2 separate regions of the Homo sapiens genome follow, and region 2 is linked to region 1. A link is an interaction called in ENCODE POLR2A ChIA-PET data of the cell type or tissue named here. Cell type or tissue: B cell. All regions are shown on one strand. Each heading gives the region's core, and the rest is flanking DNA. Links, peaks and the distances in the headings are about the cores only.

What was found. ChIA-PET counts read pairs that join two places held together with the same protein. Peaks named below come from ENCODE experiments on the same cell type or tissue, not always from the same donor. Only the 100,000 strongest peaks of a DNase experiment are listed, where the experiment ranks them.
Region 2: POLR2A ChIA-PET joins it to region 1 with 7 read pairs; 17 of 35 experiments call an interaction of 5 or more read pairs at or near these places.

Annotation. Positions count from the first base shown.
Region 1 is chr11:118,799,174-118,814,983 of GRCh38, reverse strand. No RefSeq gene overlaps it. Among named protein-coding and RNA genes, the nearest start is that of DDX6, 16 kb to the right of the region's middle. RefSeq lists a silencer at 15,630-15,810. In B cell, for the core only: no CTCF peak of the experiment used is centred there; no DNase peak of the experiment used is centred there; H3K27ac peaks cover 1,610 bases.
Region 2 is chr11:118,995,521-119,010,435 of GRCh38, reverse strand. It overlaps CENATAC (centrosomal AT-AC splicing factor), which reads right to left and starts at 12,298. Exons shown (of 11, transcript NM_198489.3): 1 at 12,119-12,298; 2 at 11,843-12,006; 3 at 11,327-11,425. The coding sequence starts at 12,238. CENATAC-DT (CENATAC divergent transcript) reads left to right here and starts at 12,434. Exons shown (of 2, transcript NR_186355.1): 1 at 12,434-12,708; 2 at 13,160-13,635. It also overlaps the pseudogene RPL23AP64. RefSeq lists enhancers at 11,163-11,457, 11,278-11,803, 10,734-11,933, 11,804-12,329, 12,330-12,855 and 1 more and a silencer at 12,253-12,442. In B cell, for the core only: a CTCF peak has its summit at 13,341; DNase peaks (open chromatin) are centred at 12,375, 13,065 and 13,375; H3K4me3 peaks cover 2,269 bases; H3K27ac peaks cover 2,778 bases.

The DNA of each region.
Region 1 (15,810 bases), core at 4,433-12,432:
TTGTCTTTTTCTGAGACAGGGTCTCATTCTGTCACCCAAGCTGGAGTTCAGTGGCATGATCTTAGTTCATTGCAGTCTCCACCTTGCTGGCTCAAGTGATCCTCCCATCTTAGCCTCTTGAGTATCTGGGATCACAGGTGCACACCAACATGCCTGGCTAATTTTTGTATTTTTTGTAGAGGTGGGGTTTTCCCATGTTGTCCAGGCTGGTATCAAACTCCTGGGCTCAAGCAATTTTCCCGCCTGGGCCTCCCAAAGTGCTGGGATTACAGGTGTGAGCCACCCTGCCAGGTTGAACTTATGTTCTAATGAGGGAAACAGACTTAAGGCCTTATGGCTTTGAGCTGAGGTTTTGAGGATAAGCAGATGAAGAAGGATGAAGAATATACTGGGAAATGAGAATATAAAGATTAATTGAGGCTGGCCATGGTGGCTCACGCCTATAATCCCAGCACTTTGGGAGGCCAAGGCAGGAGGATTGCTTGAGCCCAGGAGTTCAAGACCAGCCTGGGCAACACAGTGAGACTCTGTCTCAAAAAATACAAAAATTAGCCAGGCATGGTGGTGTGCACCTGTGGTCCCAGCTACCCAGGAGGCTGAGTGGGGAGGATCACCTGAGCCTGCGGAGGTCAAGGTTGCAATGAACCGAGATGGTGCCACAGCACTCCAGGTTGGGCGACAGAGCAAGATCCTGTCTCAGAAGAAAACAAAAGAATCAGGTTACTGTACAGCCCAAATATGAAGAAAATGGATTCAGGCAAGTAATCAAAGCCTAGGAAGTTAATAAATGAACTATGAATTAATTATTCTCTCCTTTGCCTTCTCCTTCTCTCTTCTCTTTTCTTCTCCCTACGATATAGTCATAACTTGGGGAAGGATATGATCGCACACGGCATAAAGTGTGGTGACATTGCTAATGGGATGAGAAGCAGATCAGCTGGGGAGGAGATTGGACTTTCTGAGGAAAAGCTCCTGAAATGTCCTGAAGTAACAGGTGGATCTAATGTCAGAGCTGTTTGTAAAATGGAAAAAGGGTGAGATGTGTCATCTTCTGGGATAAGTGCTATCAGCATGATAATCCACATGTTATGCACCTGCTTGTGTTTTTGCTGCTGGGAGCACTTTCCACCAACACACAACTTACTAATGAGGAAATTGCTAAAGAGAACCCAAGAGATTAAACACAGATCTGCAAAGAGGGATGTGTTTACATCCTACATGTGAGTAGAGTGAGTATATTTTTAGGGTAGCAAGTTCTGGCCAAGCAAGCTTAACATGTAAACATGAGAATTGCCCTACTTTAAGGGACCCACCCAATTCGATATTCTGTTTTGGAGTGTGGAACTGAAAACATAATTAGTATATAGAACTTAATGTATAAATGGCCAATTTAGTTTTCACTGTTTGCTGTCCTGTAATAAACCTACATCATCTTCTGAATGAGATTGACTCTCCACTAGGACAGGGTCCCTATTAAATCACCAGCTACCTGGCAACTTTGGAAAAAGTCATTCTGGATAGACAAGTTAAACACACAGACAAGGATGACTTCTCCAGACATGAATTTTAAAATGTATATTACACTTTTCCGCCTCACACCTGTAATCCCAGCACTTTGGGAGGCTGAGGTTGGAGGATCACTTGAACTCAGGAGCTTGAAACCAGTCTGGGCAACATAGCAAGACTCAGTCTCCACAAAAAAATTAAAAACTAGCTGGATGTTGCGGCACATACCTGTAGTCAGAGCTACCCGGGACGCTGAGGTGGGAGGATTGCTTGAGCCCAGGTAGGTTGAGGCTGCAATGAGCCGTGACTGCACCATTGCACTTCAGCCTGCGTGACACAGTGCGACCCTGTCTCAAAACAAACAAACAAACAAAAACAACCAAAAAAACCCAAAACCAAAACAAAAAACCCCCAAACCTTTTCTAAATAGATCATGGTGATAACAATGTTATATAATAAAGTTTGTAGAACCATTTTTTTCTACAGCAAATGTCCCAGAATGCTGCACTTCTATGTGGAATTTGTATAGTTTTTCCTGTCAGTCTCCCTGTTATCCACTTCTACTTCTCTTTGCTGTAAGGGTAGAGCTTACTTAATACAGACTCTCTTTCCTTCTAATATACGGTCTAATCTGCTATGGACAGGTGATAATTGTTACATTTGCACACTTTACCAATTACAAAGTGCTCATCAGACCTTTGCAGGTGATATCATTGTCTTTGGATCATAGCCCTGGGGCTGGGGACTTGACCTTGCCTGGCCAATCAGAATATTCCATCTCCCTTACCAATGATTGGTTGTGGGATGGACACATGACCCAAGCTGGGCCTGTTAGAATCTGCCCTGGGAGTTTCATGAGCGTCATCAGGAAAGTGTTATCGTGACGTTATCATGATGCTTTTGTTTTTCTTTCTGTATTTTTTGAGACAGGCTCGTGCTCTATTGACCAGGCTAGAGTCCTCCAGTGGCATGATCACAGCTCAATGCTAGCCTCTAACCTCCTGGGCTCAAGGGATCCTCCCACGTCAGCCTCCCTAGTAGCTGGGACTACAGGCACAGGCCACCTTACCTGGCTAATTTTTAAAATTTTTTGTAGTTTTGGTAGAGATGGGGGTCTCACCATGTTGCACAGGCTGGTCTGGAACTCCTGAGCTCAAGCAATCCTCCTGCCTCAGCCTCCCAAAGTGTTGGGATTATAGGTGCGAGCCACCATACCTGGCCCTGTTGTTATCTTATGCATAAACTAGCAGGTAAACCTGAGCTTCCAGAGTCCCTCTTGCTGCCACACAAAGAGCCTAAATACAGGAAAACAGCCGAAAGAGAGACAAACTTGACAACAGCATTTGAAAACCTGAATCTTGGACTTTTCAGTTTGCACAAACTCCTTCACCTACCCCACCACACATATCAACATTTTGTATATATATATATATATATATATATATTTTAAATATATATATTTTTTGAGACACAGTCTCACTCTGTCACCCAGGCTGAAGTGCGGTGGCGCTATCTTGGCTCACTGTAACCTCCACTCCCAGGTTCAAGCCATTCTCATGCCTCAGCCTCCCGAGAAGCTGGGATCACAGGTGTGTGCCACCATGCCTGTCTAATCTTTGTATTTTTAGTAGAGACGGGGTTCCACCATTGTATTATTCCGTTCTCACATTGCTGTGAAGAAATACCCTTTATAAAGGAAAGAGGTTTAATTGACTCACAGTTCCACATTGCTTGGGAGGCCTCAGGAAACTTACAATCATGGCAGGCAAAGGAGGAGCAGGCACCTCCTTCACAGGGCGGCAGGATGGAGTGAGTGCAAGCAGGGGAAATGTCAGATGCTTATAAAACCATCAGATCTCATGAGACTCACTATCATGAGAATAGCATGGGGAAACTGCCCCGTGATCTAATTACCTCCAACTGGTCCTGCCTTTGACACGTGGGGATTATAGGGATTACAATTCAAGAAGAGATTCTGGGTGGGGACACAGCCAAACCGTATCAGCCATGTTGACCAGGCTGGTCTCGAACTCCTGGCGCCAAGTGATCCACCCACCTTGGCCGCTCAAAGTGCTGGGATTATAGGCGTGAGCCATCATGCCAAGCCAATATTTTTATTTTGCTTAAACTAGTTTGCATTCGGTTTCTGTCATTTGCTACTACTCCTGGTGCAGAGCTGTCTTCTGACCTCTCCTCATCACCTTCTAGAGATCCCCTTTACCTTTTTCTCCCATTGTATCGCCTCATCCCATATTTTCCTCCTTCTTGGCTTATGTCCTTATTTTGGTGACACATATCCCCCAGTAGCTTCCTGAATAAAATATAGATGAGAAATAAATTTTTGGAGACCTTGCATGCTTGAAAATATGTGTGTTTGCTTTCATACTTCATACAAAAGTTTGGCTCTATTTAGGATTCTAGGTTGTACAGAATTTTCCTTCTGAATCTTCAAGGCACTCCTTCATTGCCTTCCGGTGTCAGTGTGGCTGTTAATAGGTCTAAAGTCATTTTGATTCCTAAGCTCTTCTATGTGGCCTGTTTTTGTTTAGTTTAGGTTTTCCCTTTCTGAGACCTCTTCTCTTTGTCTTTGATTTTCTGATATTTCTTGATGATGTGCCTTGCTGTGGGTCTGTTTTCATTGACTGTGCTGGCACTAGATGGGACGTTTCAATCTAGCGATTCGTATCCTTCAATATGGGGATTAGTCTTTATTACTTGCTTGATGATTTCTTCCCTTCTGATTTCTATGTTGTTTTTCTTTTGAACACCCATTAGTTAGATGCTGGATCTCCTGGCCTAATCTAATTGCCTTGGAGCTTGTATTTTGTGTTTTCCTCCTCCATTTTCTTTTTGTTTGTTTGTTTTTGAGACAGGGTCTCAGCTCTGTTGCCCAGGCTAGAGTGCAGTGGTACAATCATAGCTCACTGCAGCCTTGACTCAAGGGCTCAAGCGATCCCTCCCACCTCAGCTCCCCTAAACCCCTAGTACCTGGGACTATAGGTGACTGCCACCGCACCCAGCTAATTTTTAAATTTTTTGTAGAGACATGGACTCACTGTGTTGCCAAGGCTGGTCTTGAACTCCTGGGCTCAAGTGATCCTCCTGCCTTGGCCTCCCAAAGTGCCAGAATTACAGGTATGAGTTACCGCACCCGGCCATCCTCCTCTGTTTTCTATGTTTGTCTTTTATCTCTAAGATTTCTTCAATTTTACTTTGTACATTTTCTGTTGAACACTTAAACAAATTTTCTATCATATTTTTAATTTCCAAGAGCTCTTTCTTGTTTATGAAAGTTTCTCTTTATGTGTACTGTTTTTGTTCCATTAATTCAATAGCTTATCTTATTTATCAGAGGAATTACTGATAGATTTTAAAATTTTATTTTTCATTTTATGCTGAAAGAATTTTAAATTTAAAAAAAATTTCAAGAACTTTTTTTCTGAACCATCCAAGATTAAATTTCCAACACAATGCCCATCCTCCCAACATGAGTACACACTCAAACAAGTATATGACAGCCATCTAACCCACAGGCCCAGATCAGATTTCTCTAATTGTCCCACTACTGTCCCCCCTACCCCCCCTTTTTTTTTCAGACAGGGTCTCACTCTATTGCCCAGACTGGAGTGCAGTGGTGCCATCATAGCATAGTCTGGAACTGTTCTTCCCAAGGGATCCTCCTGCCTCAGCCTCCTGAGTAGCTAGGAGTACAGATGTGCACAACCATGCCTGGCAAATTTTTAAAAAAGTTTTTCATAGAGATAGGTCCCTATATTGCCCAGGCTGGTCTTGAACTCTTGGGCTCAAGCAATCCTCCTCCCTCAGCCTCCTAAAGTGCTAGGTTACAGGTGTGAGCTGCCATGCCCGGCCCTAATACTGTCCTTTATATTAAAAGGGTCTCTTCCAGGACCATGCATTGCATTTGTTTTCATGTTTCTTTCTTTCTTTTCTTTTCTCTCTCTTTTTTTTAATTGAGATGGAGTCTTGCTCTGTCACCCAGGCCAGAGTGCAGTGGCGAGATCTCAGCTCACTGCAACCTCCACAGCCTGGGTACAAGCGATTCTCCTGTCTCAGCCTTCCAAATAGTTGGGACTACAGGTACCTGCCACCGCACGCAGCTATTTTTTTTATTTTTAGTAGAGACGGGGTTTTGCCACGTTGGCCAGGCTGGTCTCAAACTCCTGACCTCAGGTGATCTGCCCGCCTCAGCCTCCCAAAGTGCTGGGATTACAAGCGTGAGCCACTGCACACCTGGCTCATGTTTCTTTCAATCTGGAACAATTTCTCAGTGTTTCTTTTTTTTTGGCAGGAATAGGACAGAAGTGATACTGTGTTATTGCCTCCCATCTGGTGGTACCTGATTTCAATTTGTACCATTATTGAGAATGTTAACTTTGTTCTCTTTTTAAAAAAAATTTGATACAATCGTTTATTTTGTTTGCATATTTGATTTGTTTTTAATCCAAACCTCACCAGAATGTTAACTTTGACCTGGATTAAGGTGGTGTCTGCTAGGTCTTTCCACTGTAAAGTTACTCTTTTGCCCTTTGTAATTAGTAAGTGTTTTGTGGAAAGGTACTTCTTTGAGGTACATATCCTGTTCCTTATCATAGTTTTCCTCACTATTTTTAGTTTTTTTTTTTTGCTGAATGAATTATTACTATGAAGTTTGCCTAATAGTGGTTTTTTCAATTTCATTGTTCCTTCTAAATTTATTAGTTGTTATTCTGCTGTAAAGAAAGATGTTCTCATTTGTTTATGTATTCTTTTATTCTTATCAGTATGAACATGTGGATTCCCACTTCATTTGATAGATTATGACCTTTTACTGTCATTATTTATTTTGATGCTCAGAGTTGGTTAGGGGAGCCCCCTTCAAGCCCCTTTGACATCCTGTTGACATATCTCTGTCATTCTTTAAGCACTTCTTTACTTTCTGCCACAGCAAGATGGTCTGAGTTCATCTTGTACTTTCCTTGTCTCAGCCCTGAAATCAATCATTTCTCCAAGGATCCCTGGTTTCTTTTAGTGGAGAACGGTATTTAGAGACCAAGATTTGGGACTAGGGGTGTTAACTGCTATTAGAGTATGACCATTTCCAAACTGTCTTGGTGCATAGAGCTAAGGAGTATGCATATATGTCTACACTTTTTTTTTAACTTTTATTTTTGGTTTGGGGGTATATGTGAAGGTTTGTTACGTAGGTAAACATGTGTCATGAGTGTTTGTTGTACATATTATTGCATCACCCAGGTATTAAGCCCAGTAGCCAATAGTGATCTCTTCTGCTCCTCTCCCTCCTCCCACCCTCCACTCTCAAGTAGGCCCCAGTGTCTGTTGTTCCCTTCTTTGTGTTCATAAGTTCTTATCATTTAGCTCCCACTTAAAAGTGAGAGCATGTGATATCTGGGGCTCTGTTCCTGTCTTAATTTGCTAAGGATGATAGCCTCCAGCTCCAGTCCAGTTATGTTCCCACAAAAGACATGATCTCATTTTTTATGGCTGCATAATATTCCATGGTACATATGTGCCACATCTTCTTTATCCAATCCATCATTAATGGGCATTTAGTTTGATTACATGTCTTTGCTATTGTGAATAGTGCTGCAATGAACATTCATGCGCATGTGTTTTTATAGCAGAATGATTTTTTTCTTTTTTCTTCTTCATTTATCTGAAATTCTAATATGATGAAGAATCCTGCTTTTATTTTTTTTTTGTTTTTGAGATGAAGTCTTGCTCTTGTCCCCCGGGCTGGAGTGCAATGGCACGATCTTGGCTCACTGCAACCTCCGCCTCCTGGGTTCAAGCGATTCTCCTACCTCAGCCTCCTGAGTAGCTGGGATTACAGGCACCTGCCACCATGCCTGGCTAATTTTTGTATTTTTAGTAGAGATGGGGTTCCGCCGTGTTGGCCAGGCTGGTCTCGAACTCTTGACCTCAGGTGATCTGCCCACCTTGGCCTCCCAAAGTGCTGGGATTACAGGCATGAGCCACCGCCCCTGGCTTTTTTTTTTTTTTTTGAGACAGGAGCTCACTCTGCCACCCAGAACTGGGGTACAAGGGCATGGTCTCAGCTCACTGTAATCTCCGCCTCCCGGACTCAAGCAATTCTCCTGTCTAAGCCTCCCAAGTAGCTGAGACTACAGGCGCGGGACACCACTCCTGGCTAATTTTTGTATTTTCAGTAGAGACGGGGGTTCACTATGTCGGCCAGGCTAGTCCTGGACTCCTGACATCGGGATCTGCCTGCCTCGGCTTCCCAAAGTGCTGGGATTGCAGGCCTGAGCCACCACTCCCGGCCGAATTTTTGTATTTTTAATAGAGACGGGGTTTCACCATGCTACCCAGCTTGGTCTCAAACTCCTGACCTCAGGTGATCCACCAGCCTTGGTCTCCCAAAATGCTAGGATTACAGGTGTGAGCCACTGCTCCCCACCTCAGCCAAGATTCTTAAAAGACTGTGTCCCCACTTCCTCACCTTCCATTCACTTGAAAGAAAGGATAAAGAAGAGTCATGAAGAGTATGGAGTTTGTATTGCCTCTTGGCCTTTTGGCTAAGATCAAGTGGAGTATGGAGTTTCTTGACAGACAGACCTGGGTTTATACCCCAACTGATTCTTACGATTAAGCCTGTTTCCCTCCCCCTAAAGAGAGAGATAACTGTGCCTGCCTCACTTTGGAGGGTTGTTGTGAGGATTAAATAAGATCATTCATATAAAACAGCGCACACCTGGTACATAACAAGCAGTCAATAAACATTAGGTATTATTATCAATATCAATTACCGTACTAAAATCTGTCTTCTGCCCCGGTGCTATACTGGAAATGCTCTTGCCAAGGTTAGCAATGACTTTCCAGTTGCCAAAACCAACAGTAGTTTTTGGCCCTCGTCTTACTTCCTTAAAATTCCCAACCACTCCTTCTTCCTGAAGTCCCCTCTCCTTCTGGCTGCTGGAACACCACTCTTTTCCTGTCCTCTGCCTGTCTCTCCCTTCACAGCCACCTTGCCAAATCCTGTTCCACTGTCTGACTCCACCTGGTGTTGCTCTTTCCTGAGCTCATCCTTTCTCCCCCTTCCCAGCTTTACCCACCTTTCCCTGAGAGATCATGTCTACTCCTGTGGTTCTAACTGCCATCTCTATGCAGAAGGTACCTTCCCTATCTCCACCTCTGACCTCTCTCCTACCTCCAGTCCCATATTGCCAGGTAGGTTCCCTAGAGGCACCCCAGATTCAGTATTCAACTTATGCATCTCTGAAAGCATTATTTACCATGCCCGCCATGAAACCTGCTCTTTCTCTTAGACTCTGACAGTTGCTATTGCCTCCAACCTCATCAAGTACACAGACCTAGTAACCTAGACATCATTCTTTCCATCTTCTTCCTCCCCAAATCCAACCTATCCCCAGGTCCTGTCATTTAACTTATCTGCTCAGTGAATTCTGCTCTCTCTCCTTCTTTCTCTTCTTGCTGGGTAGAGGATGGATTAGATGGCCAAAGAGATCAGTTAGGAGCCATTTTCCATCATAGTCTGAGAGATGATGAGGGACCTCCTCACTGATATGCTTGGCCCTTCTTAATCTATCTCTATTTGGTTGTCAGAGTAATAGTCCTTAAAGTCCCATTAAGTCATCCTGCTGCTGCTTCGAAATCTTTAATGGTTCCCCTCACCTATAAGATAATGTCCAAACTTCATAGCCCAAAACAGAGGCTGTTGATATAGTGACTCCTGATGCCTCTCCAGCCTCAGGTATCACCACTTCTCTCCCCAACACACACATACACACTAAAGCTACTTGCGGGACTTCACTCCAGATCCTAGTCAACCTGTTGTTGACTCGGCCAGTAATGTTTTTCCGTCCTTGATCCACCTGACCATTTCCTACCCAACTTTCAAAATCCTCAGAATTTCATCTTGAAACCTTCTCTGAAGCATCATGCCATTGTACCCTTGCAGAATTAATTACTTTTTCCTCAGTACTTCTTCTAGCCTTAGTATATATCTTCATTATGGAATGGAACATTGTGTTATATTTGTTCATATGTCTATCTACCTTTGCTACTAATAGAATATAAATTCCTTGAAGTCAGCTATCTGTTTTCATTCATATTTTCTCCCCCATAGTCAAGTACAGTGCCTGGAACACAGTGGATGTCCAGTTAATAGTTATTAAACTGAACTGAATTTCTGTAAAGGTGAGGCATGAAAGAGGGAGGGGAAAGAGGGTGCCAAGAGAGACAGGGAGGAAGGAATTAGGATTGGAAGAAGACATCTTGTGTGCCAATCCATGAAGTTTGGATAAATTGGCTGATAAATTTGTTTTAAGAAGCCAGTTCTGGCCAGGCACGGTGGCTCACGCCTGTAATCCCAGCACTTTGGGAGGCTGAGGCGGGCGGATCACCTGAGGTCAGGAGTTCGAGACCAGCCTGGCCAACATGGTGAAACCCTGTCTCTACTAAAAATACAAAAATTAGTCGGGCATGGTGGCGGGTGCCTGTAATCCCAGCTACTCGGGAGGTTGAGGCTGGAGAATTGTTTGAACCCAGGAGGCGGAGGTTGCAGTGAGCCGAGATCGTGCCACTGCATTCTAGCCTGGGCGAGTGAAACTCCATCTAAAAAAAAAAAAAAAAAAAAAAAGAATAAGAAGCAGCAGCTGTGTGAGGAGAGGGGAGGAGTGCTCCAGATAGAGGAAACAGTAAATTCAAAGGTTGTGAAGTGGGAAAGAGTTGAGCTGATCCGAACCTCTAAGGGCCAGCATGGCTGGAGCCGAATGAGCAACTAGGGCATGGCATGAGTTGAAGAGGGAGGGATTGGTAGAATTCAGATTGTGTAGGTCCTTGTAGACCAGAGCAGGGAATGTGGAGTGTATCCTCAGCTCATTGGGAAGCAACTGAAAATGCAGAGTAATGATACTTTCATTTACATTAAAATAATCACTAAGGCTGTGCGCAGAATAGATGGGGGCTAACACGAGAATAAATAGGGAGCCCTAGTTAGGAGACTACAGCAGTAAACAGGCCAATGAAAGATATCTGTCTGGATGAAGGTGGAGGCAATGGGGCAACAAGGAGTGGACATATTCAGAAAATATTTTAGAGGTTGAATTCATAGGGCTTGGTGATAGATTAGATGTACAGAGATCTAGGATAAGGAAGTGGAAATTGAGGTAGTGTGTAGGTCTTTTGGAAAGTTTATTTTTGAAGAGGAGACTAAAGGGAAGTAGTTGATTCAAAAGCTCTTTCTAGCCAGGTGCGGCGACTCATGCCTGTAATCCCAGCACTTTGGGAGGCTGAGCAGGGTGGATCATTTGAGGTCAGGAGTTGGAGATCAACCTGGCCAATATGGTGAAACCCCGCCTCTACCAAAAAATACAAAAATTAGCTGGGCCTGTTGGTGAGGGCCTGTAGTCCCAGTTACTCAGGAGGCTGAGGCACAAGAATCGCTTCAACCTGGTAGGCAGAAGCTGCAGCGAGCCAAGATCGCACCACTACACTCCAGCTTGAGCCACAGTGAGGCCCTGTCTCAAAAATGAAACAAAACAAAAACTCAAAAGCCCCTTCAGTAAGCATTTACTGAGCACCTACTAAATGCCAGGCCATATGTGAGGTGCTGGACACACAAAGAAGAATAAGACATAGACAGACTCAGTTCTTGTGGAAGGCAAACCTACAACCAAATCAACTCTGCTACTTTGCAGTAATAGAAATTTGCACGATGGTGGCACAGATGACTGGGAAGTGATTAACTCTGCTCTTGGGTACTGGAGGGAAGAGATATCAGGGAATGAGGTTAAGACCAGATTCAGTGGAAGACGGGTCTAGAGGAGAAGGGAAATTGAGGAACATTCAGCACTATGACCTTGATTTTTCCATTAAATATGAGGCAGTCATCTGCCTTGAGTAGGTAATAGGTTAGATAGCTTGAAGGAATGAATGCTGCACATCCCTGGCTGGGTTCCCAATAGGTGACACAGCTGGATTTGAACCTTCAGCATCCAGCATGGTGTCCTGGTCCTGGTCACGGGGTATTTTACACTCATTGACAGATATCACTGAGGGCATATCCTTAAAAAGCTCTTGGACAGGAGCGGTGGCTCATGCCTGTAATCCCAGCCCTTTGGGAGGCCGAGGCGGGCAGATCACGAGGTCAGGAGTTGGAGACCAGCCTGACCAACATGGTGAAACCCCATCTATACTAAAAATACAAAAATTAGCCGGGCGTGGTGGTGCAAGCCTATAATCCCAGCTACTCAGGAGGCAGAGGCAGGGGAATCACTTGAACCCAGGAGGTGGAGGTTGCAGTGAGCCAAGATCTCACCACTTCACTCCAGCCTGGGCAACAGAGGGAGACTGTCTTAAAAAAAAAAAAAAAAAAAAAAAAAGCTCTATTTTCCCCCAAGTTACTTACTATTATTCACTCAATAGCATTTAATAAGCATTTATTGTGTACCTGGTATGGAATAAATGAATGAATAATAAGTGAATGAACAAAAGAATCAATCGAACAAGTAAAGAATTATAGTTTGTCCTTGGCATTAGAAACAAGATTTAACTTAAAATTTGAGAACTTAATGATCTTAGCTAGCTTCACCTTTCACATCCAGGTTTTGTAGTGGCTCAGACTGCCTATTATAAAAACAGCTATTGCTGATTGGGGCTTGTAATGAGCCAGTCCCTATGCTGAGCATTTTATGTAAACTATTAATATTTATCATTTAAGGCCAGGAGTGGTGGCTCACGCCCATAATCCCAGCATTTTGGGAGGCCGAGGCAGGCGGATCACTTGAGGTCGGGAGTTCAAGACCAGCCTGGCCAACATGGTGAAACCCTGTCTCTACTAAAAAATACAAAAATTAGCCAGGTGTGGTGGTGCACACTTGTAATCCCAGCTACTCTGGAGGCTAAGGCAGGAGAATCACTTGAACCCGGGTGAGGGAGGTTGCAGTGAGCTGAGATTGCACCACTGCACTCCAGCCTGGGCGACAGAGTGAGACTCTGTCTCAAAAAAAAAAAAAAAAAAAAAAATATATATATATATATATATATATATTTCATATTTACTCTTCTTACAAGCTCCCCAGAGGCAGATGTACCATCCCCATTAAACAGATGAGAGAACAGGCATAGGGAAGTTATTTGTAAATAATTTAGGAATTCAAACCCCAGTCTTACTATTCCATAGTCAGATCTCTACACTAAGCATATTTTTCATTCTTCCCTTACTTCCAAGCGGCATTATACTCTTGTGTAAAGATTACTTGATCACTTGAATCTGTATCTTTTTAGTTACTGAAAACGTTGAGAGGATATATTAGAAGCTCCAACTTTTGCTTGCTAGAACGCATATACATGCATCTTCAAACAGGGAACATGATCCTTTACGCTTGTGCCACTGACTGTGGGCACCTAACCTGGTATCTTTGTCATCATTTCTCTCCTTCCTGCAAATTAACCAGCCAATAGATATTGAACATCTCAATATCAACCAATTTACAAGAAAGAACTAGTTCTGCTATCTGGAATTGATAATTATAAGATATGATACATGAAAGCTTCTGATGTGGTAAAAGAAACAACATCACAAAAAGCTCAATAAAGGCAAACAAGCTGGTACATACTTGGGTACTAAACTGTGTAGAGTAGTTGGTAAACAAAGGTCTTGAGAGATATGACACCTGGACCCATCTGAGGGAAGGGAAAGTAAGATTTATTAAACTTCAAGGCTGGGCATGGTGGCTTGCACCTGTAATCCCAGCATTTTGGGAGGCCAAGGTGGGAGGATTGCTTGAGCCCAGGAGTTTGAGATCAGCCTGGGCAACATAGCAAGACCATCGTCTGTACAAAAAAATAAAGAAATTAGCTGCATGTGGTGACATGCACCTGTAGTCCCAGCTACTCAGGAGACTAAGGCAAGAGGAATTGCTTGAGCCCAGGAGATTGAGGCTGGAGTGAGCCATGATCATGCCAGTGCACTCCAGCCTGGATGGCAAAGTGATACTTTGTCTTAAAAAAAAAAGGCGGGACACGGTGGCTCACGCCTGTAATCCCGGCACTTTGGGAGGCCGAGGCGGGTGGATCACGAGGTCAGGAGATCGAGACCATCCTGTCTAACACGGGGAAACCCTGTCTCTATCAAAAATATAAAAAAAAAAATTATCCGGGCGCGGTGGCGGGCGCCTGTAGTCCCAGCTACTCGGGAGGCTGAGGCAGGAGAATAGCGTGAACCTGGGAAGCGGAGCTCGCAGTGAACCAAAAAAGGGCCCCTGCACTCCAACCTGGGTGAAAGAGACAGAATCTGTTTCCAAAAAAAAAAAAAACAACTTAACATTATCTATTTATTTATTTTAATTTTTAGCACATACCACGTTTGGGAAAAAAGAATTTAACACATTTACCATGTATTAGATATCGTGCTAGTCTCTCCACATACATTGTCTTATTTTAATCAATTATCCAATCCCATTCAATAGATTCCTGAGCTTCTAATATATGTATACAAAATACCTTACTAGATGTTATTGGTGAAAGAAAGATGAACACAGGCTGGGCAGGGTAGCTCGGGCCTATAATCCCAGCACTTCAGGTGGGAGGATTGTTTCAGTCCAGGAGTTTGAGACCAGCCTGAGCAACCTAGGGAGCCCCTGTCTCTTTAAAATAAGGCCGGCACAGTGGCTCATACCTATAATCCCAGCACTTTGGGAGGCTGAGGCGAGCGAATTACTTGAGGTCAGAAGTTTAAGACCAGCCTGGTCAACATGGTGAAACCCCATCTCTACTAAAAATACAAAAATTTGCCAGGTGTGGTGGTAAACACCTGTAATCCCAGCTACTTGGGAGGCTAAGGCAGGAGAATCACTTGAAACCGGGAGGTGGAGGTTGCAGTGAGCTGAGATCGAGCCATTGCATTCCAGCCTGGGCAACAAGAGTGAAACTCCATCTCAAAAAAATAAAATAGCCTGGCGTGGTGGCTCACGCCTATAATCCCAGCACTTTGGGAGGCCGAGCCCGAGGCGGGTGGATCACTTGAGGTCAGGAGTTCCAGACCAGCCTGGCCAACAAAGTGAAACCCTGTCTCTACTAAAAATACCGACAAAAATTAGCCAGGCATGGTGGCACATACCTGTAATCCCAGCTACTGGGGAGGCTGAGGCAGGAGAATTGCTTGAACCCAGAAGGCGGAGGTTGCAGTGAGCCAAGATCGTGCCATTGCACTCCAGCCTGGGTGAAGAAGTGAGACTCCGTCTCAAAAAATAAATAAATTTAAAACAAAAAATACAAAAATTAGCTGGGCATGGTGGCACGCGCCTGTAGTCCTAGCTACTTGGGAGGGTAAGGCAGAAGAATTGCTTGAACTCAGGAGGCAGAGGTTGCAGTGAGCCAAGATCATGCCACTGCACTCCAGCCTGGGCGACAGAGCGAGACTCTGTCTCAAAAAATAATAATAATTAATTAATTAAAATAAAATAAAATTTAAAAATTAGCCAGGCATGGTGGTGCCTGCCTGTGGTTCCAGCTACTTGGCAAGTTGGGGTGAGAGGATAGCTTCAGTCCCAGAGATTGAGGCTGCAGTGAGCCGTGATTGTGCCACTGCATTCCAGCCTGGGCAACAGAGCAAGACCTTGTCTCAAAAAAAAAAAAAAAAAAAAAAAAAAGAAAGAAAGATGAACATGACTTTGTTCCTGTCCTCAGTGAGCTTAGAAATAACACATCTTTACAAATGGGTATGACACAAGACTATAAATCCAGTGATTATATAATTTATTGTCCCAATTGGGATAGTTCTGAGGATAAACAGGAGCACTAATAATAATTACCCTAGAAAATCCCAGTGTGTTCTGAAGAAATCTGATTTTATCACCTTAGCAATGAGCAAGCTCAAAGTGATGGGAGCACAAGGAGCACTGGGATGAATCAGCAAAGCTCAATGGTAGAAGTGGATTTGAGTTGGGCTTGCTGTTGGGGAGGGCATAGGCAATCAACATGTAAACAAAATAATTTCAGATCATTTAATGGGGTACAGAGTGAGGGAGAGGGGCACTACTTTAATATCATCAGGGAAGGCAACTAGGAGGAGGTAACATTTAAGCTGAAACAAATTATGAGAAGAACCAAGAAATTCAAAGATAAAAATATCACAAGACCTGTCTTATCCCAGCAATGATCAGAAGGTCAGATCACTCATGGGGTTTGGGGCAAGGAGGTCCCAAGGGCCTCCTACTTATTCTGAAGAGAGATGAGGGATCGAAATGTTATCCAGTAGTTAATGGAGAATTATGAAAGACTCTTCAACAGAATAGTGAT
Region 2 (14,915 bases), core at 6,238-14,237, 190 kb before region 1:
TCAAATATTTGGCTGGTTAGTATAGACATGGTTTACATGTCTTCAGACTTGAGTGTAGGCATACAGGCTATATTCACATTTCCCTCGTCTCAAAAACGTGCATTATGCCTTCTCTACTCTCACCTCCAATCCCAAAGTCCAACAAAAGATCACATGGAATCCAGCTATTAGGTCTCTAGTCTTCCCCTAGTCTGGAACAGTCTTACTGTTTCCATTACTTCACATCCTCAGAAGAATCCAGGCCAAATCTTGCATACTGTCCTAAATTTCTTTGTCTTTTTTTTGAGACGGGCTCGCTCTGTTGCCTAGGCTGGAGTGCAGTGGCACAACCTCAGCTCGCTGCAACCTCTGCTCAAGAGGCTCCCAGGCTCAAGAGATCCTCCTGCCTTAGCTTCCTGAGTAGGTAGGACTACAGGACAGCACCACTATGCCTGGCTAATTTTTGTGTTTTTTGTAGAAACAGGGTTTTGCCATGTCACCCATGCTGGTCTCGAACTCCTGGGCTCAAGCAATTCTCCTGCCTTGGCCTCCCAAAGAACTGGGATTACAGGCATCAGCCACTATGCCTGGCCTTAAATCAGTAATTTGTACTGTCACCTCCCTATTCAAATGCCTCCATTCCTTACTTGTATCTTCCTTTTGCCATAGTGAAAACCCTGGTTCTCAAAACCCTGGTTCTCAACACAAAGTTTCAGTATAATACCAATACCACTATCAACAGTGTTCCCTGAGAGCCTTGAATATATCCAAGGAGACAATGGCTTGAGCCACACCTTACCGAATTGTGGCTGAAAGGCTTGTTTAATCCTCCTGGAACACGAGGGTGGAAGGTCTGCCAGAAGCTGCTATGAGGCCATCTCCCACTTCCCTCCCCATCTCCCCTAGGAGGTTGTCATCAAATGGTTTCTCATCAACTCCCAGGTTCTGATGAGGTATGGGGCTTTCTGTTCCACCCCTCTCAGATTAAAATTGCAGAATATTAAGCCACTTAGTTTTAAAAAATCATTTAAGCCAGGCGCGGTGTGGCCCACGCCTGTAATCCCAGCACTTTGGGAGGCCGAGACGGGTGGATCAAGAGGCCAGGAGTTCAAGACCAGCCTGGCCAACATAGTGAAACCCTGTCTCTACAAAAACACAAAAAATTAGCCAGATGTGGTGGCAGGTGCCTGTAATCCCAGCTACTTGGGAGGCTGAGACGAGAATTGCTTGAACCTCGGAGGTGGAGGTTGCAGTGAGCCGAGATCGGGCCACTGCACTCCAGGCCAGTGACAGAGCAAGACTCTGTCTCAAAAATAATAATAAGTTGTAGGGAAAAGAAAGAAAGATCAGACTGTCACTGTGTCTATGTAGGAAGGAAAGACATAAGAGACTCCATTTTGAAAAAGACCTGTACTTTAAACAGTTGCTTTGCTGAGATGTTGTTGATTTGTAGCTTTGTCCCAGCCACTTTGACCCAGCCACTTTGACCCAACTTGGAGCTCACAAAAACATGTGTTGTATAAAATCAAGGTTTAAGGGACCTAGGGCTGTGTAGGACGTGCCTTGTTAACAAAATACTTACAAGCAGTACATCTGGTAAAGGTCATTGCCATTCTCTAGTCTCAATAAACCAGGGGCACAATGCACTGTGGAAAGCCGCAGGGACCTCTGCCCTTGAAAGCGGGGTATTGTCCAAGGTTTCTCTCCATGTGATAGTCTGAAATATGGCCTCGTGGGATGAGAAAGACCTGACTGTCTCCCAGCCCGACACCTGTAAAGGGTCTGTGCTGAGGTGGATTAGTAAAAGAGGAAAGCCTCTTGCAGGTGAGATGGAGGAAGGCCACTATCTCCTGCTTGCCCCTGGGAACTGAATGTCTCGGCTTAAAACCCGATTGTACATTTGTTCAACTCTGAGATGGGAGAAAAGCTGCCCTGTGGCGGGAGGCGAGACATGTTTACAGTGATACTGCCTTGTAGTCTTTACTCCACTGAGATGTTTGGGTGGAGAGAAACATAAGTCTGGCCTACGTGCACGTCCAGGCATAGTACTTTCCCTTGAACTTAATCGTGATATACATTCTTTTGCTCACATGTAATTTGTTGACCTTCTCCTTATTATCACCCTGCTGTCCTACTACATTCCTTTTTGCTGAAATAATGAAAAATAATAATCAATAAAAACTGAGGGAACTCAGAGGCCGGTGCCGGTGCAGGTCCTTGGTGTGCTGAGCACCAGTCCCCTGGACCCACCGTTGTTTCTTTATACTTTGTCTCTGTGTCTTATTTCTTTTCTCCGTCTCTCATCCCACCCGACTAGAAATACCCACAGGTGTGGAGGGGCAGGCCACCCCTTCAATAAGTAAAATTTAAAAACAACAAAAAAGCCACTTAGCTACTACAGTCTAGATTTGATTCCCCAGCAACAGAATATCCCACAACTCACACTGGGGTCATCCAGTCCTTTTTGTTTCAGTGTTGTCCTTTTTGGTGTATGAAACAAGGACCTGAGAAGCTGGCTCTTTGGTCTTCCTTTTCTTTTCACTGTCTATGTAAGAAACCATCTAAATCTAAAAGTGCCTCCTCCTATCTTTACCAGTCAAATCAACCAAACCTTGGAATTGCCTTGTGTGTGTATGTTTGACAATTTACAAGGTTCAAAAGTAAAAATTAGGCTGGGCACAGTGGCTCATGCCTGTAATCTCAACACTTTGGGATGCCAAAGTGGAAGGACTGCTTGAGCCCAGGAGTTTGAGACCAGCTCAGGCAACATAGTGACCCTGTCTCTACAAAAAATACAGAAATAGCCAGGTGTGATGGTGCACACTTATAGCCCTAGATACTTGGAAGGCTGGGGTGGGAGGATTGCTTGAGCCTGGGAGGTTGAGGCTGTAGTGAGCTGTCATTGTATCATGGCACTCCAGCTTGGACAACAGAGCAAGACTCCATCTCAAAATAAATAAATAAATAAATAAAAAGGCCAGATTAGGTGGTTCACATCTGTAATCCCAGCACTTTGGGAGGCCGAGGTGGGCGGATCATGAGGTCAGGAGTTTGAGACCAGCCTGACCAACATGCTGAAACCCCATCTCTATTGAAAGTACAAAAATGAGCCGGGCGTGGTGGCACGTGCCTGTAATCCCACCTACTTAGCAGGCTGAGGCAGGAGAATCACTTGAACCTGGGAGGCGGAGGTTGCAGTGAGCCAAGATCATGTCATTGCACTCCAGCCTGGGTGACAGAGCGAGACTCTCTCCAAAAAAAAGAAACGAAAAGAAAACTATATTTAGGTTGCCGGTATCTCCTGGCCACTGGCTGCCACTACAGTTCATTTATCTGGAACCTGGGCTCCTGAAGATGCAGCACTGGAGCAGAGAGATGATGTTGACAGGGTGTCTTAGTCCATTTTCACACTGTTGATAAAGACATACCCAAGACTGGGTAATTTACAAAGAAAAAGAGGTTTAATAGACTCACACAGTTCCATGTGGCCGGGGAGGCCTTATAATCACAGCAGAAGGTGAAAGGCATGTCTCATGGTGGCAGGCCAGAGAGAATGAAAACCAAGTGAAAGGGGAAACCCCTTATAAAATCATCAGATCATGTGAGACTTATTACCATGAGAACAGCATGGGGGAAAACGCCCCCATGATTCAGTTATCTCCCACTGGGTCCCTCCCACAACGTGGGAATTATGGGAGCTACAGTCAAAAAAATTTGGGTGGGGACACAGCTAAACCATATCACAGAGGTTGATGAATGACCCAGTCACATTAGAAATAGGTGGACTAAGCCAGGCGCAGTGGCTCACGCCTGTAATCCCAGTACTTTGGGAGGCCGAGGCGGGTGGATCACGAGGTCAAGAGATCGAGACCATCCTGGCCAACACGGTGAAACCCCATCTCTACTAAAAATACAAAAATTAGGCCGGGCATGGTGGCTTACGCCTGTAATCCCAGACTTTGGGAGGCCGAGGCAGGCGGATCACGAGGTCAGGAGATCAAGACCATCCTGGCTAACAAGGTGAAACCCCGTCTCTACTAAAAATACAAAAAATTAGCCAGGCATGGTGGCGGGCGCCTGTAGTCCCAGCTACTCAGGGAGGCTGAGGCAGGAGAATGGCGTGAACCCAGGAGGCGGAGCTTGCAGTGAGCCGAGATCGTACCACTGCACTCCAGCTTGGGTGACAGAACAAGACTCCATCTCAAAAAAAAAAAAAAAGGTTGGGTGTGGTGGCCTGTGCCTGTAGTCCCAGCTACTCAAGAGAATCGCTTGAACCTGGGAGGCAGAGGTTGCAGTCAACTGAGATCACGCCACTGTACTCCAGCCTGGCGACAGAGCAAGATTCCATCTCAAAAAAAAAAAAAAAAAAAAAAAAAAAAAATCCTGCCTACTCTGAAGGCCAAGGCAGGAGGATTGCTTGAGCCCTCAGGAGTTTGAGGCTGCAGTGAGCCATGATTGTACCGCTGCACTCCAGTCTGGGTGACAGAGCAAGACCCCATCTCAAAAAAAAAAAAAAAAAAGCATCTCAAATTATTTAACCAAATGGACTAAGCACATAATAATAATGGACTGTACAGACTGCCAGGTTTCTTTCCTATACTTTGTGCGATTATCACCAGGAAGTTTCTCTCTGGGTCTCATAATCCACAACACCTGAGTGTATCACATGAGTGTGCAGGACAATGAAGACACAGTGGAACACAACTAGACTTTCTGTAGACTAACCTGGAAGGCAGGTCTCTAATTTCCAAACCAGAAGTTCCTGGAAACTGAGTTCAAGGAAATAGAAGAAACTGATTAAAAAAAAAAAATTACAGTGTGGTTGAAGTCCAGAAATTTCTAGGCAGCTGGCTGGGCACAGTGGCTTGTCTGTAGTCCCAGCACTTTGGGAGGCTGAGGTGGGAGGATTGCCTGAGACCAGGAGTTTGAGACCAGAGGAAAAGAAAATGACAATGTGGAATTGTAAAAAAAAAAAATTTTTTTTTTTTTTGAGACGGGGTCTCACTCTATGTCGCCAGGCTGGAGTGCAGTGGCATGATCTCGGCTCACTGCAAGCTCCACCTCCTGGGTTCACGCCATTCTCCTGCCTCAGCCTCCCAAGTAGCTGGGACTACACACACCCACCACCTCGTCTGGGTAATTTTTTGTATATTTAGTAGAGACGGGGTTTCACCGTGTTAGCCAGGATGGTCTCGATCTCCTGACCTCGTGATCTGCTGGCCTTGGCCTCCCAAAGTGCTGGGATTACAGGCATGAGCCATCGTGCCCGGCCAAAAATTTTTATTTATTTGAGGACCAGAGAGAAGTTTTGTGCTTTAGCAGACTCCTCCGTGTTTTCTTCTTTTCACCCTGTTCAAAGTTTCCAGGTATTGGCTTTTTTTTTCTTGCTGTTTTTGAGACAGGGTATTTTGCTCTGTTGCCCAGGCTAGAGTGCAGTGGTGTGATCACAGCTCACTCCTGCCTCAACCTTGTGAGCTTAAGCAATCCTCCTGCCTCAGCCTCCCCAGTAGCTAGCACTACAGGCAAATGTCACCATGCTTGGCTAATATAATTTTTTTTTTTTAGAGATGGGGTTTCACTATGTTGTTCAGGCTGGTCTTAAACTCCTGGGCTCAAATGATCCTCTGTCTCAGCCTCCAAAAGTGCTGGAATTACAGTCATGAGCCACTGCAACTGAATTGCCTTTTTTTTTTTAAAGAGACATTCTTGCTATGCTGCCCAGCTGGAGTGTAGTGGTGGGATCACAGCTCACTGCAGGTTCAACCTCCTGGGCTCAAGTGATCCCTCAGGCTCAGGTGATCCCCCTGCCTTAGCCTCCAGAGTAAGTAGGACTATAGGCTAGCCTCCAGAGTAGGTAGGACTATATGCCCAGCTAATCCAGATACCCTTTTTATTAAAAATCTGAAAATCAGGCTGGGACCAGTGGCTCACACCTGTAATTGCAGCACTTTGGGAGGACAAGGTGGGTGGATCATGAGGTCAGGAGTTCGAGACCAGCATGGCCAATATGGTGAAACCCCATCTCTACTAAAAATACAAAAATTAGCTGGGCATGGTGGCGCATGCCTATAGTCCCAGCTACTCGGGAGGCTGAGGCAGAAGAATCACTTGAACCCAGGAGGCGGAGGTTGCAGTAAGCTGAGATCGTGCCACTGCACTCCAGCCTGGGCAACAGAGCAAGACTCTGTCTCAAAAAAAAAAAATCTGAAAATCATTATGGTATGTCATCTACCCTTATTATAATGCTAAAATGATTTCTGATAAAATAGTTCCTAACTCAACTAGAAAACTATAAAGAATGAAAGAATGAGCAGAGTACTCATGATGCCTTTGAGTAAAATCGAAACATCATAGAGCGTGATCTAATTTCCAAATCAATAGGCAGTATTGTAACATTAAAGGAAAGCTATTCCAATCACTTAGAAATACTTGCTAAGTACTGCTTTTTACAGTTATGACAACTGTTTCTATGCATATGAACCAAGCAACCAAATATCTATAACCATGGAAATATCTGATTAGAAATATTTCTAATTTGGGCCGGGCTCGGTGGCTCACGCCTATAATCCCAGCACTTTGGGAGGCCAAGGCAGGCGGATCACCTGAGGTCGGGAGTTCGAGACCAGCCTGACCAATATGGTAAAACCCCATCTCTACTACAATTACAAAAATTAGCCAGGTGTGGTGGCATGCACCTGTAGTTCCAGCTACTCGGAAGGCTGAGGCAGGAGAATCGCTTGAACTCAGGAGGTGGAGGTTGCAGTGAGCCAAGATCATGCCACTCCAGCCTGGGCAACAGAACAAGACTCTGTCTCCCAAAAAAAAAAAAAAAAAAGAGAGAGAAATATTTCTAATTATTGGCCGGGTGCAGTGGCTCACGCCTGTAATCCCAGCACTTTGGGAAGCCAAGGTGGGTAGATCATTTGAGGTCAGGAGTTCGAGACCAGTTTGGCCAACATGGTGACACCCTATCTCTACGAAAAATACAAAAATCAGCCCCTTTTCACAAGATGGCACCAAAAGCTAAGAAGGAAGCTCCTGCCCCTCCTAAAGCCAAAGCAAGGCTCTGAAGGCCAAGAAGGCAGTGTTGAAAGGTGTCCACAGCCACAAAAAAAAGAAGATCCGCGTATCACTAGCCTTCTGGCGGCCCAAGACATTGCGACTCCGGAGGCAGTGCAAATATCTTAAGAGCACCCCCAGGAGAAACAAGCTTGACCACTATGCATCATCAAGTTTCCTCTGACCACTGAGTCTCCATGAAGAAGACAGAAGACACACGCACTTGTGTTCACTGTGAATGTTAAGCCACAGCACCAGAGAAGCTCTATGACACTGATGTGGCCAAGGTCAACACCCTGATTCGGCCTGATGGAGAGAAGGAACATGTTCGACTGGCTCCTGATTACAATGCTTTGGATGTTGCCAACAAAATAGGGATCATCTCAACTGAGTCCAGTTGGCTAATTCTAAATATATGTATATCTTTTCACCATTAAAAAAAAAATTATCAAGGCATGGTGGCGCATGCCTGTAATACCAGCTACTCAGGAGGCTGAGGCAGGAGAATTGCTTGAACCTGTGAGGCGGAGGTTGCAGTGAGCCGAGATCACGCAGCTGCCCTCCAGCCTGGACAACAGAGCGAGACTCCATCTTGAAAAAAAACCTGAAATATTTCTATTGGATTCTGAATACAAAATTTCGCATGGGAGAAATCTTACTTCTTATGCCTGTTACAGTATAATTCCCAAATGTACCATCAGAAAAAAAAAAAAAAACCAACAGCTTATTTTTAAAAGTATACATAGAAATCTTGTTTCTAGGCCGGGTGTGGTGGCTCATGCCTGTAATCCTAGCACTTTGGGAAGCCGAGTCAGGTGGATCACTTGAGGTCAGGAGTTCAAGACCAGCCTGGCCAACATGGTGAAACCCCATCTTTACTAAAATACAAAAATTAGTCAGGCGTAGTGGCACAAGCCTGTAATTCCACCTACTCTGGAAGCTGAGATGGGAGAACTGCTTGAACCTGGGAGGTGGAGGTTGCAGTGAGCTGAGATTGTGCCACTGCACTCCAGCCTGGGCAACAGAGTGAGACTGTCCAAAAAAAAAAAAAAAAATCTTTTTTCTATTCCTATCAACTCTAAACATTTTTACTGACCCACAAACTGGGTCACACCAACTGGTTACACTAACTGATATGTGATCAGTTTCTTTTTTTTTTTTTTTTTTTTTTTTGAGACAGAGTTTTGCTCTTGTTGCCCAGGCTGCAGTGCAATGGCATGATCTTGGCTCAGTACAATCTCTGCCTCCTGGGCTCAAGCGATTTTCCTGCCTCACCCTCCCGAGTAGCTGGGATTACAGGCACAAACCAACACGCCCAGCTATTTTTTGTATTTTTAGTAGGGATGGGGTTTCACCATGTTGACCAAGCTGGTCTCGAACTCCTGACCTCAAATGATCCTCCCACCTCGGCCTCCCAAAGTGCTGGGATTACAGGTGTCAGCCACTGAGCATGGCCATGTGATCAATTTCATTAACTTCTCTAAAAAAAAATTCGTATTTCTTTTTAGAGATGGGGTCTTGATACACTGCCCAGGATGGCCTCAAACTCCTGGGCTCAAGCTATCCTCTTACCTCAGCCTCCTGAGTAGCTAGGACTACAGGTGTGCACCACCACATCTGGCAGTTTCATTAGTTTCTTGATTATCCTTTAGGCATTCCTTTTTGAGAAAATAAGCAAATACAGTTGACTCTTGCACAGCACAAGTTTGAACTGCACGAGTTCACTTGAAAATTTTTTTGGAGATTTGCAACAATTTGAAAAAACTTGCAGATGAACCACATAGCCTAGAAATATGGAAAAAATTAAAAAGGTATGTCATGAATGCATAAAATATATGTAGATACTAGTCTTTTATGATTTACTACCATAAAATACACAAATCCAGGCTGAAACGGGAGAATCGCTTGAACCCGGGAGGCAGAGGTTGCAGTGAGCCGAGATCGCACCACTGTACTCCACCCTGGGTGACAAAGCAAAACTCCCTCTCCAAAAAAAAAAAGTTAAAATTTATCAAAACTTACACACAGAAACACAGACTGTACATGGTGACATTCGCGGTCAAGAGAAATGAAAATAAATGTAAAGATGCAATATTACATAACTGTATAAAATTATAATCCAAACTACAACTGTCACAATTTTGTAGCCACCTATTGCAGTGAACTCAAGTGTTGTATCTGCTTAAAACACAGTAATGCTGATCATCTTGTAAGCAGTTGTCTCACCAGTAAATTGCATATTACAGTAAAAGTGATCACTCATGGTTCCTGCATATTTTTCAGTAATGTCATACCATTAACCTCAAATAGTAACGTGGGACCTATAGGAGGTGCCACTAGTGATGCCTGAAGCACTCCAAAGAAGCAGAGAAAAGTCATGACATTACAAGAAAAAGCTGAATTGTTTGATATGTACTGTAGATTAGGATCTACAGCTGCAGTTGCCCAGCATTTCAAGATAAATGAATCCATGCACATTGACAAAATCTATGTGGAAAAAAAAGGGTGAGGGGTAAGCATGGTGGCTCACTTTGGAAGGCTGAGGCAGGCGGATTGCTTGAGCCCAGAAGTTCGAGACCAGCCTGGGCAACATAGCAAAACCCCATCTCAATTTAAAAAAAAGAATTTTTTTTTTCCTTTTGAGACAGAGTTTCGATCTTTTGCCCAGGCTGGAGTGAAGTGGTGCGATCTCGGCTCACTGCAACCTCTGCCTCGCCAGGTTCAAGCGATTCTCCTGTCTCAACCTCCTGAGTATCTGGGATTATAGGCACCCACCACCACACCCAGCTAATTTTTGTATTTTTAGTAGAGACAGGGTTTTGCCGTGTTGGCCAGGCTGGTCTCAAACTCCTGACTTCACATGAGCCACCATGCCTGGACAAAAAAAATTTTTTTTTAAAGGCAAAGAAAAAAATAACTAAATCCAGCCTAAGGAACACTGTAAAAAAAAAAAAAAAAAAGGAAATTCATGAAGCTATCACTGCACCTATGCCAGGAGGCATGAAAACCCTGCATGCTTTGCACAATACCTTTTTATCTTCATATTGAAAACACAGCTTTTATGTGGGTACAGGGTTGTTATTAGAAAGTCCTACCTACAGCTTCTAATAGGATTCAAGAAAAAGCAAAATCATTACATGACAACTTAAAGCGAAAGGAAGGTGAAGGATCTAAAGCTGGATAATTTAATGTCGGCAAAGGATGGTTTGATAATTTTAGAAAGAAGGTTGGCTTAAAATATGTCAAAATAGCAGAAGGGGCAGCTTCTGCCAACCAAGAGGCAGCAGATGAATTCCCAGATACCATTAAGAAAATCATTGAGACCAGGCATGGTGGCTCACGTCTATAACCCCAGCACTTTGGGAGGCCAAGGCGGGTGAGTCACCTCAAGTCAGGAGTTAGTGACCAACTTGGCCAACATGGTGAAATCCCATCTCTACTAAAAATACAAAAATTGGCCGGGCGCGGTGGCTCACGCCTGTAATCCCAGCACTTTAGGAGGCCAAGGTGGGCGGATCAGGAGGTCAGGAGATCGAGACCATCCTGGCTAACACGGTGAAACCCCGTCTCTACTAAAAATACAAAAAATTAGCCGGGCGTGGTGGCAGGCGCCTGTAGTCCCAGCTACTCAGGAGTCTGAGGCAGGAGAATGGCGCGAACCCAGGAGGCAGAGCTTGCAGTGAGCGGAGATCGCGCCACTGCACTCCAGCCTGGGCAACAGAGCGAAAAATAAAAAGAAAAAGAAAAAAAGAAAAAAACGTAAAAACAAAAATTAGCCAGGTGTGGTGGTTTGCGCCTGTAATCCCAGCTACTTGGGAGGCTGAGGCAAGAGAATCACTTGAATCCAGGAGGCTGAAATTGCAGTGGGCTGAGATTGTGCCATTGCACTCCAGCCTGGGCGAAAAGAGCAAAACTCTGTCTCAAAAGAAAAGATAAAATAAAATAGAGTCCAAAACTATTAAAAGTAGGTACTGGCTGAGCAGCAGTTTCTTACAAACTATAAACAGCCTCTTCTAACGTTAGTATTCTCGGTGCCTCATATTTAAGTAGTTGATAACAGTCAACTTTTAGTATTGTTCTCTATTTGCTAAATCCTATCCCCCAACTAAACCTCAAGAACTGTCACATTTTTGTGTCCAATATAGTACCTAGAATAAGAAGTGCTATGAAGACAGCAGATTCTTCGTAAGTCCCTCCTGAACTTTCCAGTTAATAGAGTAAGCTCCCATACCTGACAAAGATCCAGAGAATTCACTCTGCTACTTCACGTTCCATACCAGTGACTCACCGCGCATAATCCTGGGGAGTGACCAGAAACTTCTCTTTCATCTGGACCTCAGCTTTGTTCTCCCACCAGAATTTGTTGGTTGCTTTCTTGTGCTCTGGGCTGAAAATGGAGAGGATAAGTAATCTCAGCTATAGATTATAAAATATTACTCAGATATTAAGCATTAGGTTTGTAATGCAAACTGACATCTGGGTTTCTGCCTGGGGCACGGCTGAGAGAGGAACACTGTTACCATCTCTTCAAGATCTCGTGTCTCTTCTTCCCATAAAATTGTGAGAATCTGAGGGGAGGTTAGGGGCGGTAACCAAGCGGGCTCTCGCAGCCAGACCACCAGCACCACTTGGGACCGTGGCAGCATATGACCCCTACCCTAACAAGGCTGGCAAAACCTGTGAAGTGACTCAATCCATCCTTCTTGATCAAATCACAAAAGCGTCCTTTTTCTCACCCACCCCAAACCCTCCTCCCGTATATGTATGCGTCTGTGCTGGAGCAGGCTCCTAGCTCGGCTCTCACCTGGCCAGATGCTCCAGCAGCCCCCCGTACAGCACCGTCAGGTTTCCATGGCTCAGGTGTTCCCGCACCTCACAGCCGCAGCACAGGCACCAGCAGCATCGCTCGTGTTCGGGCACATAGCGCTCCACCTGAGCGGCGCGGATGGCCTTGCGGGCCGCCTCCACCTGCCGCAGAGAGGCCAAGTAGAACCCCGAGGGGGACCCCCAAATCACACCCGCTCTGGCCTTCACTGACCTGCCCCGCACTCCCATCCCATCTCTAGCCTTGCCTCCGCACCTGGGGCAGGAGCCTCTCCAAAGCCTCCTTCAGCTGCCGCTGGTGCTTGCGGCTGTAAACGTGCCCGCGACCACAGAAGAAGGTCTGGCGGCACAGAGGGCAGCGCTGCGCCGGCGCCATAGCCCGGGTACCCGGTATCACCACCACCAGCGGCCGATCCTACGCCATCCGGCGGCCTCTGACCCTGACCCCTCGGGGTGGGGCTAACCCGGCGGCTCCCGCGGCCCTCAGCGCCCGGCAGGCGCCACTGCAAGCCCTTCTGCGGCTGCGCAGACTCCTCCCGGGCCTCTAGTCCCGCCCAGGCAACAACATCCCAGAGCTGGGCGGGTTAAGGAGGAGGATGGCGCCGTCCTGCAGATGTGCGGGGACGCGCGCCCGCCGCAACGTGAGGCTCATAGGCCACACGCAACTCTGAGCATTGGCCAGGACCTGTAGTAGCCAACAGGACACTTAATAACTGATGTATAGGTGCGCACTGTGTGTCCAGAGCTTTACGTTAACCACCTCACTGTGTCATCTCGCTGAGGTTGTGTGGTTTACTATTACTGCTATTAGCGCATTTTTAAGCGGGAAACCTGAGGCATGAGGAGGTAAGGAGCTTTGAGGAGGGTTGCACGGGTGTTAAGTAGCGCGGTCAGCACCTGATCCCCGTCACTCATCAGTACGGCGGTTGGAGGGGAATGCCTGCTGGAGGGGACCACGAACTAAACTCAATCGCCCCCACAGGGTGTGCTCGCCGTGGTTCCTATAAAGCTGTAAGGGAGGCTACACAGCGTGCAGCGTTGTTGCTGAGGGATCGCACACTTCCCGTAGATTTTGTTGCTAGTTCTGGTGCACTAACGTGGATGGACTGCTTGCTGTCTGTAGGGCCTGCCCACGGTCAGCGCTACAGAATTCAGGCCCGGCGTAGCTACTTCCAACCCTTCAGATCTTCACTTCCTGTTGGAACTGTCCTCTAGACTGTAGCCTCTGCCAGAAATAATTCATTTTGAATACCCTTGTAACACCCAATTCCTTGATCTCCTATCATTCCCCTGGCAGGGTCAGTCCTCGACCTTGTCCCCCCAAATTGCTTCGTCTCTGAATCCAGACTCTGAAGTTCGGCTCTGCCTACCACCTTAAGTTATCCGATGTGGCCTTACCGTCAGCCTAGTCTTTGACTACAGGAAGACCTCTCTTCCTGAAGAAGACGCCTCTTTTCATCCATTCACTCTGGAAATGATTCAACGTCTGCCTGCTGCTGATGCTTTACTCTCCACCAGGGGTTTTCGAAGTGTGCTTCCCCATTCCCCCTGGGCCTATAGCATCAGCATCAGGGAACTTGTCAGTAACGCACATTCTTGGGCCCCAACCCAGAACTACTGAATCAGAAACTTGGGGTGAGGGCCTGTCGTGGTGGCTCATGCCTGTAATCCCAACACTTTGGGAAGCAGAGGAGGGTGGATCACCTGAGGTCAGGAGTTGAGGACCAGCCTGGCTAACATGGTGAAACCCCGTCTCTACTAAAAATAGAAAAATTAGCCAGATGTGGTGGCGTGTGCCCATAATCCTAGCTACTCGGGAGACTGAGGCAGGAGACTCGCTTGAACCCAAGAGGCGGAGGTTGCAGTGAGCCAAGATTGCACCACTGCACTCTAGCCTGGGCGACAGAGTGAGACTCCGTCTCAAAAAAAAAAAAAGAACTCAGGGTGAGGCCCAGCCGGCTGTGGTTTTATGAGCTTTTCAGGGGATACTGATGCGGGATCAAATTTGAGAAGCACTGGTCTAGGTCTTAGATCCTCTTGCTTCAGTTTCGTCATTGGATCTCAGGAATGTTCAGCTGCCCTCTCAAGGCAACTTCTTACTTCACTTGACCTTCCAAGACCTCTCGTTCTGTCAAACCCCAATTTTGGATCAACCCAGGCATGCTTCCCTCATGTGTTCCAAAGCTGGTCAGAGTAGTCTACACCACTATCTGCTTCAACTTCTAGTAACGTCTAAGCCTTCAGCAGTTTTGCTTATGAAACTGCTTCACTGAAGTTCTCCACCACCAAGTAGTCAGCTGGCATCGGAATTCGGCTTGTGTCAAATGGAACTCAACATCTTCCTCTTCAGGACATCCCCTATTTTCATCCTCCCAGTGAATGACACCACCAAGTTAAAGCCTGGAGGCTGGGTGTAGTGGTTCATGCCTGTAATCCCAGTAGTTTAGGAAACCGAGGTGGGCAGATGGCTTGCGCCCAGGTGTTTGAGAGCAGCCTGGCCAACATGGCGAAACCCTGTCTCTACAAAAAAGTACTGCCAGGCGCGGTGGCTTACGCCTGTAATCCCAGCACTTTGGGAGGCTAAGCAGGCAGATCACCTCAGGTCAGGAGTTCAAGACCAGGCTGGGCCAACATGGCAAAACCCCATCTCTACTAAAAATACAAAAATTAGCCTGGTGTGGTGGCATGTGTCTAGTCCCAGCTACTCGAGAGGCTGAGGCAGGGGAACTGCTTGAACCCAGGAGGCGGGGGTTGCACTGAACCTGTTGCGCCACTGCATTCCAGCCTGGGTGGCAGAGCAAGACTCTTATCTCAAAAACAACCAAACACAAAACAAAAATTAGCTGGGTCTGGTGACATGTGCTTATAGTCCCAGCTACTTGGGGGGCTGAGGCAGGAGGATTGCTTGAGCCTGGGAGGTTGAGGCTGCAGCAATGAGCTGTGTTTGTGCCACTGCACTCTAGCCTGGACAACAAAATGAGACCTTGTCTCAAAAAGAAAAAAAAAAAGCAGGGTGCAGTGGCTGACGCCTGTAATCCCAGCACTTTGGGAGG